Regions from separate parts of the Homo sapiens genome. Here region 1 is linked to region 2. A link is a contact called in ENCODE Hi-C data. All regions are on one chromosome and are shown on one strand. Each heading gives the region's core, a stretch centred on a gene start or an enhancer-like site at or near the end of the contact. The rest is flanking DNA. Distances are from core to core; before and after follow the strand shown.

Evidence for each region. A loop is a pair of places that touch in the nucleus more often than their neighbours do. Pooled maps may share reads with other maps.
Region 1: a loop to region 2 is called in a pooled map, with 2.6 times the contacts of the local background. The contact joins two enhancer-like sites. A Hi-C loop is called at or near these places in 2 of 37 single-sample maps with no recorded cell type and 2 of 50 pooled maps.

Annotation. Positions count from the first base shown.
Region 1 is chr4:121,787,351-121,794,417 of GRCh38, reverse strand. No RefSeq gene overlaps it. Among named protein-coding and RNA genes, the nearest start is that of EXOSC9, 10 kb to the left of the region's middle. RefSeq lists an enhancer at 5,456-5,505. Within about 2 kb of position 3,982, at least 2 of the 41 ENCODE cell types and tissues checked have a DNase peak (open chromatin) inside an H3K27ac peak, as active enhancers do.
Region 2 is chr4:121,198,569-121,205,729 of GRCh38, reverse strand. It overlaps a transcript of TNIP3 not described here. Among named protein-coding and RNA genes, the nearest start is that of TNIP3, 38 kb to the right of the region's middle. Within about 2 kb of position 5,314, at least 4 of the 41 ENCODE cell types and tissues checked have a DNase peak (open chromatin) inside an H3K27ac peak, as active enhancers do.

The DNA of each region.
Region 1 (7,067 bases), core at 2,733-5,232, 590 kb before region 2:
TCCATATAGAGAATAAAGCTGCTATTATTAGATTATCCAAACTCAATTTCTCATGCTTTAACTTGACACACAATTAGAAGTATAATGATGAAGTAGGGCTCATTAATGCAAAGAGACATATGAAGTCTGACTACAATTCCAAAGCTAGCATACAGGCAAGAGTGAGGTTGATATTGAGCTTTTATCACAAGCAATAGGAGGAGTTCTACATGCAAAAGTGGCCCTGGTTCTTGATGGATAGGCTCTTACAGAATACGTTATTTGTACTATGTTGGCCGCTCTCCATTAGCCCAACTCCCAGGGATGCTGTACCCATACCATTGATCAACTCCTTATTCAAATAAATGACTTAAGAGGAAAAGTTTCTATTTTGTATCTCTTCGCTCTTACCCTGCTTGCTTCTTCCTAAAGTTGTCTAACAAGGAAGGCTTAGGCTGTTTCAGAGGCAGCAGCTTCAGCAGAAATGGGAGAACACCAGACGATGCTGACTCTCCCATGAGGTGACCATGGACAGCCTAGGCTGGACTGTGGTATCATGTAGGCACGTTTCTTTTCTTTATCTTTTTTTTTTTAGACATGGGTCTCACTATGTTGCCCAGGTTAGTTTAACTCCTGGCCTCAAGTGATCATCTCAGCTCGGCCTCCTGAGTTACTGGGATTACAGGTGTGAGCTACTGTGCCTGGCTGAAGCGTACATTTCTCTAGCAAGCAATATAATATTATTTTGAGATAGTATTTCAGTGGTAACAGGCCCCTAAGATGGCCCCCAGTGATTCATACCTCCTGATATTTAGGGCCTTATGTGATCCCCTCCCCTTGAATGACTTACTTGTAATCAACAGAATACCTCAACATTAAGGGGATGACACTTCTGTTATTGGATTATAAGAAAATATAACTTCGATCATGCTAGCGGACTCCCTCTCTTGCTGGATTTGATAAAGCAAGTTTCCATGTCAGGGGGCCCACATGACAAGGAACTGAGGGTGTTCTGCAGCCAGTTGCCAGGTAAATATTTGGGACCTAAATCTATATCTCAAAGGGAATTGAAGCCTGACAACAGTCACAGAAGTGAGCTTGTTGAGCTTCCTATGCTGAGCTTTTAGATGAGACTTTAGCCCTCGCTGACATCTTGATTGTAGCTTTAAGAGGGACCCTTAAGCAAACCCTGTTAATGTATGCCTGGGTTCCTGACTCACAGAAACCATGAGATAATAAGTGTATGCTGCTTTAGGCTGCTAAGAAGCAAAAGATGACTAATGCAACTTTGAGCACAAACTCTTCTCAGGTGAGCATTACTTATGAATCTCGTAATTCACTAGACTACTCTCACCTTGATGATAGTATAAATAAAATCCCCATTTGCCTTTTTTTTTTTTCAACATTTGAGGTTATCAAGATGTTGCTAACACCAAGTATGGTGGTGTGCACTTATAATCCCAGCTACTCATGAGGCTGAGGCAAGAGGATTGCTTGAGCCCAGGAGTTCAAGACCAGCTTGGGCAACATGGCAAAACCCTGTCCCCACAAAAAATACAAAAATTGGCCGGGTGTGGTGGCACACACCTATAGTCCCAGTTACTTGGGAGATTGAGGTGGGAGGATCACCTGAGCCTGGGAGGTTGAAGCTGCAGTGAGCCGTGACCATGCCGCTGCATTCCAGCCTGGGTGACGGAGTGAGACCCTTTCTCAAAAAAAAAAAAGTTTGATAATGGGAGTTTCCCTTAATTTTTGTTTCTAGTATTACTAATAAAAATTAGGTTTGTAAGAAGTAAAAATTTATAAGAATTCAGTCATTTATATAAGTATTCTTTGCGAACCTACTATGTGCCAGGCTCTATTTTAAGCACTGGGATAATGTAAACAAAATAGAACAGGTCACTTGGAGCCTATATTATAGAGACAGGTAGACAAAAAAGTAATAAACAAACTATCAGTAGTGCCTGGTAATGAGAGGTGATACAAAGAAAAGTAAAGCCCGGTGAGAGAGAGTGGCCAAGAAGTTACTGTGAAGTAATGTAATCAGGAGAGAGGCCTCTTTGATGAGGGGGCATTTGAGGAAACCTGAAAATGTGAGGAGTCAATAATTAAGTAAATGGCCCGGGCACAGTGGCTCATGCCTATAATTACAGAACTCTGGGAGGTTCAAGCTATTCTCCTGCTCAGCCTCCCGAATAGCTGGGATTACAGGCATGCACCACCATGCCCAGCTAATTTTGTATTTTTACTAGAGATGGGGTTTCTCCATATTGGTCAGGCTGGTCTCTAACTCCCGACCTCAGGTGATCTGCCTGCCTTGGCCTCCCAAAGTGCTGGGATTACAGGTGAGAGCCACTGCACCTGGCCATGATGTACCTTTTAAAATAGGAGAGGTATAGCCTTCAAAGTTGCAAGCCCAATGTTCTAAGTAACTTTCCTGGCCTCTAGGAAAGTTTCGGCATATAGACCCAGAAATAGCTTCCCAGACACATTAGGTCTTTTGCATATCTGGATACATTATTAAAGTAAAAGTAGAAAGAAGTGGATGTCAAATGTTTTTTTGAAAGCCAAAAATGTCACACTTTTTAAATGCCATTTCTGATGTGGTTCAGGGCATGGGCTTTGGCATCAGACAGCCTTGGGCTTAGATCTTTGCTGGGGAAACTGTGATGTCTTCGACACATGATCTTACTTACCTCTTGTCTTAAGCAGCTCGTGCTGCTATATAATAAAATACCACAAAGTGGGTGGCTTATGCAACAAAAATTTATTTCTCATAGTTGTGGTAGCTGGAAAGTCCAAGATCAAGGCACTGGTTTGCGGAGGGCAACTTTCTTGCTATATTCTCAGACGGTGAAGAGACAGCCTCGCTCTTGTGTCTCTTTTTAGAAGGGTACCCCTAAGACCTAATTACTTCCTAAATGCACCACCTCCAAATACCATCATATTGGGGATTATTAGGGGATTATTTTGAGAGAAACACAAACATTGGGATTATTAGGGGATTATTTTGAGAGAAACACAAACATTGTCAATAGCACCTCCTGAAAATGGAATTGTTACAGCTGATGCTCATAGAACAATTATTACATGCCAGACACTGTACTAAGATGTTTGCATTTATTAATTTAATCTTCACAATTCCCTTACACTCCACTTTACAGATGAGCAAAATGAGGCAGAGATTAAATTACTTTCTCAAGGTCACATGGCCATTTAAGTGACAAGGTCAGGATCTGAATGCAGGCTATCTGGTTCCAAGTCTGTGTGCTTAAGTCACATGCTGCTGCCTCTTGATGATAACAATTTCTACCTCATAGATAAGCACTCAGCACAGTGTGAGACATGAGGCAAGCCCTCAATAAATATATGTTGAATGAGTGACTTTGCAAAGTCATAGTAAATTATAACATAGCCAATAGAATATTTGTATACTCTGTTATGGCTAAATAACTCAAGTTTTCATCTTTTTAGGCTCTCTGGTGTGTATGATAGCAGCTTGGCAAATCTATTTTCCAAAAATAACCCTATTTTGATAGGACCATTATATTCTCTAGTAAAATTCGATTGTGCTGAGCCCATGCTGATGCCTAATCGTCACCTCTTACATTTCTAAATGATTACAGACTATCTGATCACCTGTTTTAGAATTTTGTCTGCAATCAGTATAAAGCTCTTCATTCTTTTTCTTTCTGTCTTTCTTTCTTTCTTTAACAGCCTCACTTGACTATTTTTTGTTTTTGTTTGCAAAGAAAGAGGTTTAATCATTGGGCTGGCCCAACTAGGAGATAGGAGGAAACCTCACATCCATCCCCTTAGTGAGTTTGGGCTTGGGTTTTTAAAGGTTTGAGAGTGGGCGGAAGTGAAGAGATCATTGATTGGTTGAAGAGTTCATGGTGGAGACATGGGGCAGGGAGATGAAGAAGCTTAGTCTCATGTTGATTCTGTTACTCTGTGCAGGTCTTTAATCTGATTGGCATCAGCTGTTTTGCTGAATGCAGGATCTCTCTTCATTCTATTTAGTGTACAGTATTTGCCTTCTTTGCATTTTTTGGAATTTAGGGGAACTTCTGGTTCTCTTCAGGATCAAAATTGGGTATACTTCGTTAGTGATGAAGACCATCAGAAATTTCCCACATAATGTTAATTTTTTATTAAAGCAATGAGATAACTATATTGTACTTGGAGAGCATTTGAATTCTACAGCTAGCAACTGGCTCCTATTTCAGGCCATAACTCCGTATCAAATTGTGGGTCTGATCCAACATAAAATGAGATTACTCATCTGTCAGAGGAAAAGCTCCAACAGGAAAATTTAGGTAGGATGTGAGTCATATAATGTGACATTCTTCTGCCCTGCAAATAAATCCTATTTAACTAAACCATATGTTTTAAAGGAGTTTAAAAAATGAAAATGTAAAAATGTTCATATATCTAACCCCTTGAAATTATGTCTTTCATACATTTGAATTTCTCAGAGTTATACTTGGACTTTGAGAATAAGTCAGTCATTTTCTTTGTGGCAAGCTTTTCCTACTGCATTTTTTCTTTAATAAATAATTTGTGATCATTTAAACATAGCAAAGAAATTGAGCTATGTGTACTTTTGTTGTTGTTATTGTTTTATCTAGATGGTATTGCCTGAGTCAAAAGTTGGTAGTAAAAGTTCTGAAATGTTGAAATGTATAGTCCATGATCTCCCTTCTTAAAATTTCTAGGAGTCAATTGAATTCTTAGGAGATGAGAATTAAACTTCATGACTTCAGTGGTCAAGTTAGCATTTTATCTCTGCAGTTTACTTTTAAAATAATGATAACTTGCTTCTATTGGGAAGTTTCAGTTCAACAGCTAGAATTTGCCAGATGCAGTGGCTCACACATGTAATCTCAGCACTGTGGGAGGCTGACGGGGGAGGATGGCCTGAGCCCAGGAATTGGAGACCACCCTGGACAACATAGCAAGACCTTGTCTTTACCAAAAAAAAACTGAAAGGAGGGAAGGAAGGAAGGAAGGAAGGAAGAAAAGAAGGAAGGAAGACAGGCCTGGTGTGGTGGCATGCACCTGTGGTCCTACCTATTTTGGAGGCTGAGGTGGGGGGGATCCCTTGAGCCCAGGAGTTTGAGGCTGCAGGAAGCCATGATTGCATCAAAACCAACAACAATAATAAGAAAAACCAAAACAAACAAACAAACAAACAACCCCCCCCCCCCAAACCCAAAACAAAAAGCCCCAGCTAGAATCAGGGTACTACTGAGATGGATTCAGTTTTGGTCACAGAACTTTCGAGTTGTACCCTACCCCTTGTTTCTTTTCTCTTTTTGCTTTTGGTATGCTGAGGGCTACAGATGAGTCACAAAGAAACTGCAAAAGATGGAGGTGGTAGGAGAAAAAAACAAGCGAGACCAGACCTTGTTGTCTCTTAGGGGAACATTAGCCTCTTATCTGAGGGTTTAAAGTGTGTGAGTATGTGTATGTATGTGTAAGTGTCTCTGTGTGTGTTTGTGGAATCTAGATAGACCTACATCTCCTTGTTAAAACTAATAAATATTGAGTCTCTTAATTTTCTGTATCATTTAATATCATCTGTCTTCTTGAAATACTGTTTTTTCTTGACTTTAGTGTTCTTCTCAAAGTACCTTTTCCTCTTGACTTCAGTGACTTGTTATACTTCTGTTTTTTCTACCTCTTTGGATATTCCTTTTCAGTTCCTTTTGGGGATTCCTCTTTTTCAGTTCATCTCTTAAGTGCCAGTGTTTCATGGGATTCTGTCCTAGAAAATGTCTCCTTTTATACACTCTCTTTAGTTTTCCACTTCCATGGTTTCAATTACCAGCAATATGCTGATGACATCTAAATCTATTGTACCAGCCCAGACCTCTTCTCTGGGCTCTCAGTGTCTCCAGATGTTCCAGGGACATTTCAAATTCACTGTGTCCACAGCCGAACTCTATCTTTCTTCTAAACTTGTTCTTCCTTGTGTTCCCTTGAGTGAATGGCAATACCCCAGTAGCCAGTAAACCAGAGTATCATTCTTGATTCCTCCGTCACCACACCCACTCCTTCTCATAAATCACCAAGTCCAGCTGAGTCCACCTACTAAACACTTAACCCATATGTTTTATCCAATTTCATTGTCACTACCATAACTCAGGTCACTATCATCTTTTTCCTAAATTATTGTATCAGCCTCCGACTTAACTGCCTAGCCTCCAGTGTTGCCCTCGAACAGTTCATTTTCCACATCTTGTATGATGCTTCTAAAACACAAGGTATGGTAGCTTGTGTCTGCAGTCCCATCCACTGGGGAGACAGGTGGGAGAATCACTTGAGCCTGGAGTCTGAGGCTGCAGTGAGCTGTGATTGCACCACTGCACTCCAGCCTCGGCAACAGAGTGAGACTTCATACCCCAAAAAGAAAACAAAACACAAATCTAACAATGCTGCTTTACATATAGCCCTCCCATGGCTTCCCATTGCTTTTAAGATACATTCCAAACCCTGTGCCATGGTTTACAATGCCTTTTCTCATCTAGTTCCTGTCTGTTTCCTCAGACCCATCTTTAAAAACTTTCCTGTTCATCTAATCTTAAACTTTACTGAATTATTTTAAATTACTCAGAAGTACCAAGTTCTCTCTTAACTTCAGCCATTTGCGTTGGGGTTACCTGCCTGAAAGACTTTCCCTGACATTTTATGCTGGCAAACTCCTAAGCATTCTTCAGGTTGCATCTCAGAGAAAGCAAAAAGCCTTTCCTGAAACCACAGACCCGGTTAAACCCCCGCTCTGTGCTCCTGAAGATTTGATACTTCCTCCATCTTTGCATTTATGGCATGGATTAAAGTGGTCTGTTTGCCTGGCTGTGTCTCCCATTAAGTTCTGTTGTAGTCACTTTTTAATCCACACTGCCTGGGCCTCAAATATGGAAGGAGCTTAGTAAATATTGAATGAGTGAATGAATGAATGAATGAATGAGAGAAGAGTGGGAAAAGGATGAAGATGGAAACATGTTTACCTGGAGCCACAAGCCTAAATGGTACTGCCTAGCAAGAGTAATCTTCATAGCCACCTTTGCATTCTTTCCATGTTC
Region 2 (7,161 bases), core at 4,065-6,564:
TTGAGCTTTTTCTCTCTTTCCCTTTTCCCTCCTACTGGCTAAATTCAAATTATGCCCAGAATCCCACCTTTTCTTTCCACATCCCTCACTACCATTCTGTCCAAACCACTAGCATCCCTAGCCTGCATAATTTCAAGAGCTTCTTAAACTGTCTCAGTACCTTTACATATGCTTCCCTACAGGCTGTTCTAAACCCACCAACGAGAGTGATCTTTCCAAACTATGTCACATCATATCCCTCCTTTGCTGAAAACCCCCATTCACTCAGAGTAAAATGCAAAGTTTTTACAATGCCCACGAACCTCCTTGAACTGGCTCTCTTTTACCTTTCTGGTTTAATCTGCTACAATCCCCCTTCTTACTCCCCCAACTCCAGCCATATTTTCCTTCTTGCTGTATGTTGGAAAAACCACACAAGCTCTAGCCTTAGAGATTTTGCACTGGCTACCTTTACAGGGAATGCTCTTTCCCCAATAAGCCACATGGCCCATACTACACCTCCTTCACTCCTTGCTCAATTGTCACCTTTCAATAAGTCCCACCTTTGATCACTCCATTTAAAATTGCAATTCCCATCTCCCCAGCTAACACCTCATAACCCTGATTCCACTTACATTGCTCTATATTTCTTCTATGACACCTATTACCTGTTAAAATGCTAACTAGACAAAGAACTACTACAAATGGGAAAGGGAAAAGACACCCATAATGAAAAATCAGTCAAGAACCAGAATGAACAATTACGGAAGAGAAAAGCAAATGAATAATGAACATACTGAAATATGATCAATATCACTGGTAATTAGGAAAATACAAATTAAAACAATGGAATTCTTTGGTTGGCAAATATACCAATAACACCTAGGACTGACTTCAGTTGTAGGAAAATAAGAATTCTTACACATAGCTGATAGAAATGAAAATTATTGCAACCAATTTAGAAAATAACCAAGAAGCACTATTAAAAGTTTTAATGTCCATACCCTTGGACCCAACAATCTAACGTTGGTAAATCTATTCTATATAAATAAAATACTAGTATGTAAGAATATATCTAGACAGGTATTTCTATTGTGCATTGATTGTAGTGACATCAAGAAGAAAAAGTAATTAGAAACAACTTGCTATTCCATCATAGAGAAATGATTAAGTTGTGAACCCTGAAAATCTGAGACAAGTCTCAGTTAATTTAGAAAGTTTATTTTGCCAAGGTTGAGGATGCACGCCTTAGGAGGTCCTGATGACATGTGCCCAAGGTGGTCAGCGCACCGTTTGATTGTATACATTTTAGGAAGATATGAGACAACAATCAATATATGTAAGACAAACATTGGTTTGGTCTGAAAAAGGCAGGACAACTTGAAGTGGGTAGGGAGCTTCCAGACCATAGGTAGATAAGAGGCAAATGGTTGCACTCTTTTGACTTTCTGATTAGCCTCTCCAAATGAGGCAATCAGATATGCATTTATCTCCATGAACAAAGGGGTGACTTTGAATAGATTGGGAAGCAGGTTTGCCCTAAGCAGTTTCCAGCTTGACTTTGCCCTTTAGCTTCGAGATTTTGGGCCCTAAGATTTATTTTTCTTTCACAAAGTAAATTTGGTCCATTCATAATTTTCAAATATTATTTGGCTATTTAAAATAATTAGAGCAATATGTATGAACTGAAGGAATAGTCAGAGATTTTTTCATAAATGCAAAATAACCAAATAGCAGAGTTATATATAATACAATATTTGTTTTAATATTAAATATTTAATTTAAAATATATATATATTTTAAAAAGAAAGAAAAATATTTTGTGTATTAGTATATATATATACACACATATATTGTATATATACTCTACTTATATTTGTATAAACACAGAGAAAAATATGGAAGAATGATGTTAATACTAATTATCAGAGTAGAGTGGAACTGAAGGAAGCATAAGAATATTGTTAACTTTTTTGTGTTCTCTAATGTTTGCTTGTTAAAATGGGTGTATTTCTATAATGTAAAATATCCATTAAAAAATAAAACAGGCTACTATTTGAAAATACATGGTCCAATAACCTGATAAATAAGTTTATGTATTATATCAGATGACCTAAGTTGTTTTGAATGTTTTATTTTAATAGGTTTTTGGGGAACAGGTGGTGTTTGGTTATATGAGTAATTCTTCAATGGTGAATTCTGAGATTTTGGTGCACTATCACCCGGAAAGTGTACACTACCCAATGTATAGTCTTTTATCCCTCACCCCTGTCCCATTCTTTCCCCTGAGTCCCCAAAGTCCATTGTATCATTCTCATGCATTTGAGTTCTCATAGCTTAGCTCCCACTTGTGAGTGAGAACATATGATGTTTGTTTTTCCATTCTTGAGTTACTTCACTTAGAATAATGGTCTCTAATTCTATCCAGGCTGCTGCGAATGCCATTATTTTGTTTCTTTTTATGGCTGAATAGTATTTCATGGTATCTTTCTATCTATCTATCTATCTATCTATCTATCTATCTATCTATCTATATCACATTTTCTTTATCCACTCATTGATTGATGGGCATTTGGGCTGGTTTCATATTTTTGCAGTTGTGACTTGTGCTGCTATAAACATGCTTCTACAAGTATCTTTTTCATATGATGACTTCCTTTCCTCTGGGTAGATATCCATTAGTAGGATTCCTGGATCAAATGGTAGATCTACTTTTAATTCTTTAAGGAATATTCACACTGTTTTCCATAGTGGTTGTAGTAGTTTTCATTCCCAACAGCAGTGTAAAAGTGTTCCCTTTTCACCACATCCATGCCAACATCTATTATTTCTTGATTTTTTTGATTATGGCCATTCTTGCAGGAGTAAGGTGGTATTACATTTTGGTTTTGACTTGCATTTTCCTTATAATTAGTGAATTGAGCATTGTTTCATGTTTGCTGGTCATTTTTATATCTTCTTTTGGGAATTATCTATTCATGTCGTTAGCCCACTTTTTGATGGGGTTATCTGTTTTTTCTTGCTGATTTCTTTGAGTTCCTTGTAGATTCTGGATATTAGTCTTGTGTTTCATGTGTAGATTGTGAAGATTTTCTCCCACTCTGGGTTGTCTGTTTACTCTGCTGATTATTTCTTTTGCTGTGCAGAAGCTTTTTAGTTTAATTAAATCCCATCTATCTTGTTTTTGTTGCATTTGGTTTTGGGTTCTTGGTTATGAAGTCTTTACCTAAGCCAATGTCTAGAAAGGTTTTGCCAATGTCTAGAAAGGTTTTTCCAATGTTATCTTCCAGAATTTTTATGGTTTCAGGTCTTATATTTAAGTCTTTGCTCCATCTTGAGTTGATTTTTGTATAAGGTGAGAGATGAGGATCCAGTTTCATTCTTCTACATGTGGCTAGCCAATTATTCCAACACCATTTGTTGAATAGGGAGTCCTTTCCCCACTTTATGTTTTTGTTTGCATTGTCAAAGATCAGTTGGCTCTAAATATTTGGCCTTATTGCTGGGTTCTCTATTCTGTTCCCTTGGTCTATGTGCCTATTTTTATACCAGTACCATGCTGCTTTGTCAGGTCACTATGGCCTTATAGTGTAGTTTGAAATTGGGTATTGTGATGCCTCCAGATTCATTCTTTTTGTTTAGTTTTACTTTGGCTGTGTGGGCTCTTTTTTTGGTTCCATATGAATTTTAGGATTGTTTTTTCTAGTTCTGTGAAAAATGATGGTAGTATTTTGATTTGAATTGCACTGAATTTGTAGATTGCTTTTGGCAGTATGGTCATTTTCACAATATTGATTCTACCCATCCACGAGCATGGGCTATGTTTCCATTTGTTTGTGAGATGACCTAGATTTTTATCTCAATGCTTCAAAATAATGTGACATTTAAAATAAATTATATGATTTCAATGTTGGAGTTTAGGCAGTTTCCTTAATTTACATATGAGGAAAATGTGATCCTCATGTACTGATACATAGCAGATTCTTGATATATAACTGTTGAATAAATGAATATGTGTGTATTAATTAATATACAAATGAATGAGCTAAGTAATTGCCCAAATCATAGCTAGTTGGTTAATCTAGAATACAACTCTTCTGATTCCAGGTCCAGGGCTCTTCCCATCATGACACAAGCCTGGGAGAACAACATGCAGACATGTATTGCATGAAGCTAGATAGGCTTAGCTAGAAAACTCTTACAAACATTCTAGCTCTAAGTTTGCCTAAGGCAAAAATCATGATACTCATGCTGTAGAACCATATTTATGTCTTCTTAGAAAACCTATTGTCTTTTATTTTGGGAGTTTTGTTTTATTTTGAGACATACAATATAATGCTTAAAAACTAATTTTAAACACATGAGATACAAAACAATGCCTAGTAACAAGATGTTCCACTCTGGACCCTGCTGCTTTGTAAGAAGCCAGCCATTGACCACACGCCATCTTGCATAGAACGTCCTTGTGGTTTCTGCAGTAAGCCCTCCTGTGGTCCTTCCAAGCACTAAATAAAGCATCAGTATGGCCACTCAGTTGTCCCCTTTCATGGAACATTTGATTAGCATGTTTTCTGGACTTTCCTCATACCTCAAAACTTTCTTTCCTGCCCCCTACTCATCCAGACTCATCAGAAGCATCCATTTACATAGCTTAGAGTCCATTCATAAATTAATCATGGTTATTGCAGCCACCAAAGTTCCCCTTGACCTTCAACTCCTACTCTCTTCCCCAGCACACAGTTCCACTTTTGCTAATATTCAGAGTATCTTACCAAAAATTGACCTTTACTTTCACTCTCACCAAGCAGATCCAAAAAGCCAGTTTCACTTTGTGACACTTCCCTCCGGGTTTATTTCTACCCATGATAAGTGATTTTCCAGTACAGTTTTGTTTGTTCTCTTAACAGAGCCTGAACAGAGGACTTGAAATGGCCAGCTGAGCTGGGGTTCCAGAAATCTGCTGGATAAAAAGGAACAAAAAGCTCTCTGAGGAAATTAAAACAAAAATAAACAACAACAAAGAATCTGTTGAAAAAAAGGTAGCCAAGGTGCCTGATTACTGGCAGTAACTCCAGGATCATTAAACCAATAGCTTTGGCATTAAGTGTTTGCAACAGTTCTCTTTGAACTAGATTGTTCTATCATAGGAAAAGACAGCAGTTTGTTGGTGGTTACTAAAAGCACCACAGGAGCCCACTGGTCAGGGTATGTGTGCTCGGGGGTCTCTATGAATCCAGAGACTGCCAGGGACCCCACAGCTGCCAACTGTCAAAGCTCTGCGTAAAGATGAAAAACGTTGCTCAGAAGTGTGGAAAACCCCCTGAGCCTGACAAGTTCTAACTAGGTACAGTTTTGAGACATTGTGTCTAAATAAAGTCTACTGAGGGCCCTACTATAAAGTTTTTGAGAAATCTTGGACTGTAAATATTCCTCTTCTTAGTGGATTATGCAAAAGGGAATTTGTAATTTTGTAGCATCTCTGTCGAAACTCTTCTGCAGTTGTCTCGGTGAACCCATTGTTCAGCATTCTCAGGGGTGGTTGGTGTTACCTATTTGGGTGAGAACCAAGGCAAGAGGAAGCTCCCTTAGCATGTCTGTGCCCATGTGGGGGCAGTAAAGGAACCCAGTGAACGTGGTCACAGTGTTGCAACACACAAAAGAAAGAAATGCCAAATGCCATCTCAATATTGACAGGTAAGGGCTCTGCCTCTGACCGTGGTTTTTGAGGGGATGCAGTTCCCAGGACAATGCTAGCTTGTGTAGTGCCTTTGTGTAATTGAGAAAAAAGCACCCTTTCTTCTGGGCATATGCAGCCCCACACGAGGTGTCTTGGCTGGGCAAGTAGAGAATGGGCTGTATCCCAGCCTTCGCTCCTAAGCCATGTGCTGTTACACAGCAACCTACACAACCGTCCTCAGGTACCTACCCTGACAAGTTACCTACTCTGATGCCACTTGAAAAGATTAGGCTTCCTTGGTTTCCTTTCTTATCTGAGGGTACCAAAAGAATGATGCCTCTATTCTGGGCATTGTGAATTTGTGTTTACATGATCAGCTTTCTCTTCTCCAGGCCATTCTTCTCAGGCTGTTGAAGCTTGGTGCACACACTATTCTTAATTCCATTGAAGAATAGAGGAATGTGGGAGATAAAGATCAATTCAGTGATAAGCTTAATCTCAGATCTCTCAGCTTGTCATGGGTTGAAATCTTTAATCAATGGTTCCCAGGTGTCACTTCCTCCTCCCATTCATCGATCCCTGCTCATAACCAGGGCCTTTGAAGACCTTGTTTTTCCTGCCCATCTACCTCTGCCAGAAAGGAGTATTTCTGGGCTAGAAACATAGTAATATTGTTTTCTTATAGACCTCATGTCCGACTTCTTTTAAGTGCAAACTGCTGTCTAAGTAACAACTAGCTTTATAGGATATCTTGAAGCTTAGTGTGCTGTAGATATTATCAGTATTTTACTAACAGTTTCCCAGCTCTAGCATCCATCCCTTCCTGGTTCCCTGAAGTTGTATCGCCACCATTTCCATGAGTGTGTCCCAGGTTTCCCTAAATTTTCTGGTTTTGTTTTTTGTTTTGCTTTGTTTTTTGTTTTGAATTATCTATCCACTCTCTCTCCTTGCTCAGTGCTTTCAGCTGGACCTGCCATGTCACATCTGAGTTTTCTCAAGTCCCTTTGTTTGTTTGGTTGGTTTTAGGATTTCACTAAACTTCCTCTTAATTGTTTACAACTTTGTGACTCTGGCCATCAAAGAGGATCTATACCCTTTTCAAAGATGTCTTTTAAAGGTTTACATGTTAAAGGCAGTCTCTTTCTCATTATCCTCTCTAATTCTTCATTTTTATTTAAAAATTTTAAATACCTCAGAGCTATATGTATATTTTATGACAGCTCAGGCCATCATTACTTTGAAAGAACAGCTTGTTCTCATAACGTATTCCATGATTTTGTTAACACTGTCTTTGAACTTATATTTTCCAGACACATAAACCAACTTTTAAAAATTTTGCCTTAAGGCAACCCATCTTCTTGATCAGTTGAGTTGGCCTTCACTAGATCTTTCAAGCCATGTTTATTAAGGAACTTGAGGGTAAATTCACTATAAGTTTGTTTAGAGGCAAAATAATGCTATAGTTTTTGTTTTTAACAGAAACCTTGAAATGTAAGCTCCATGAA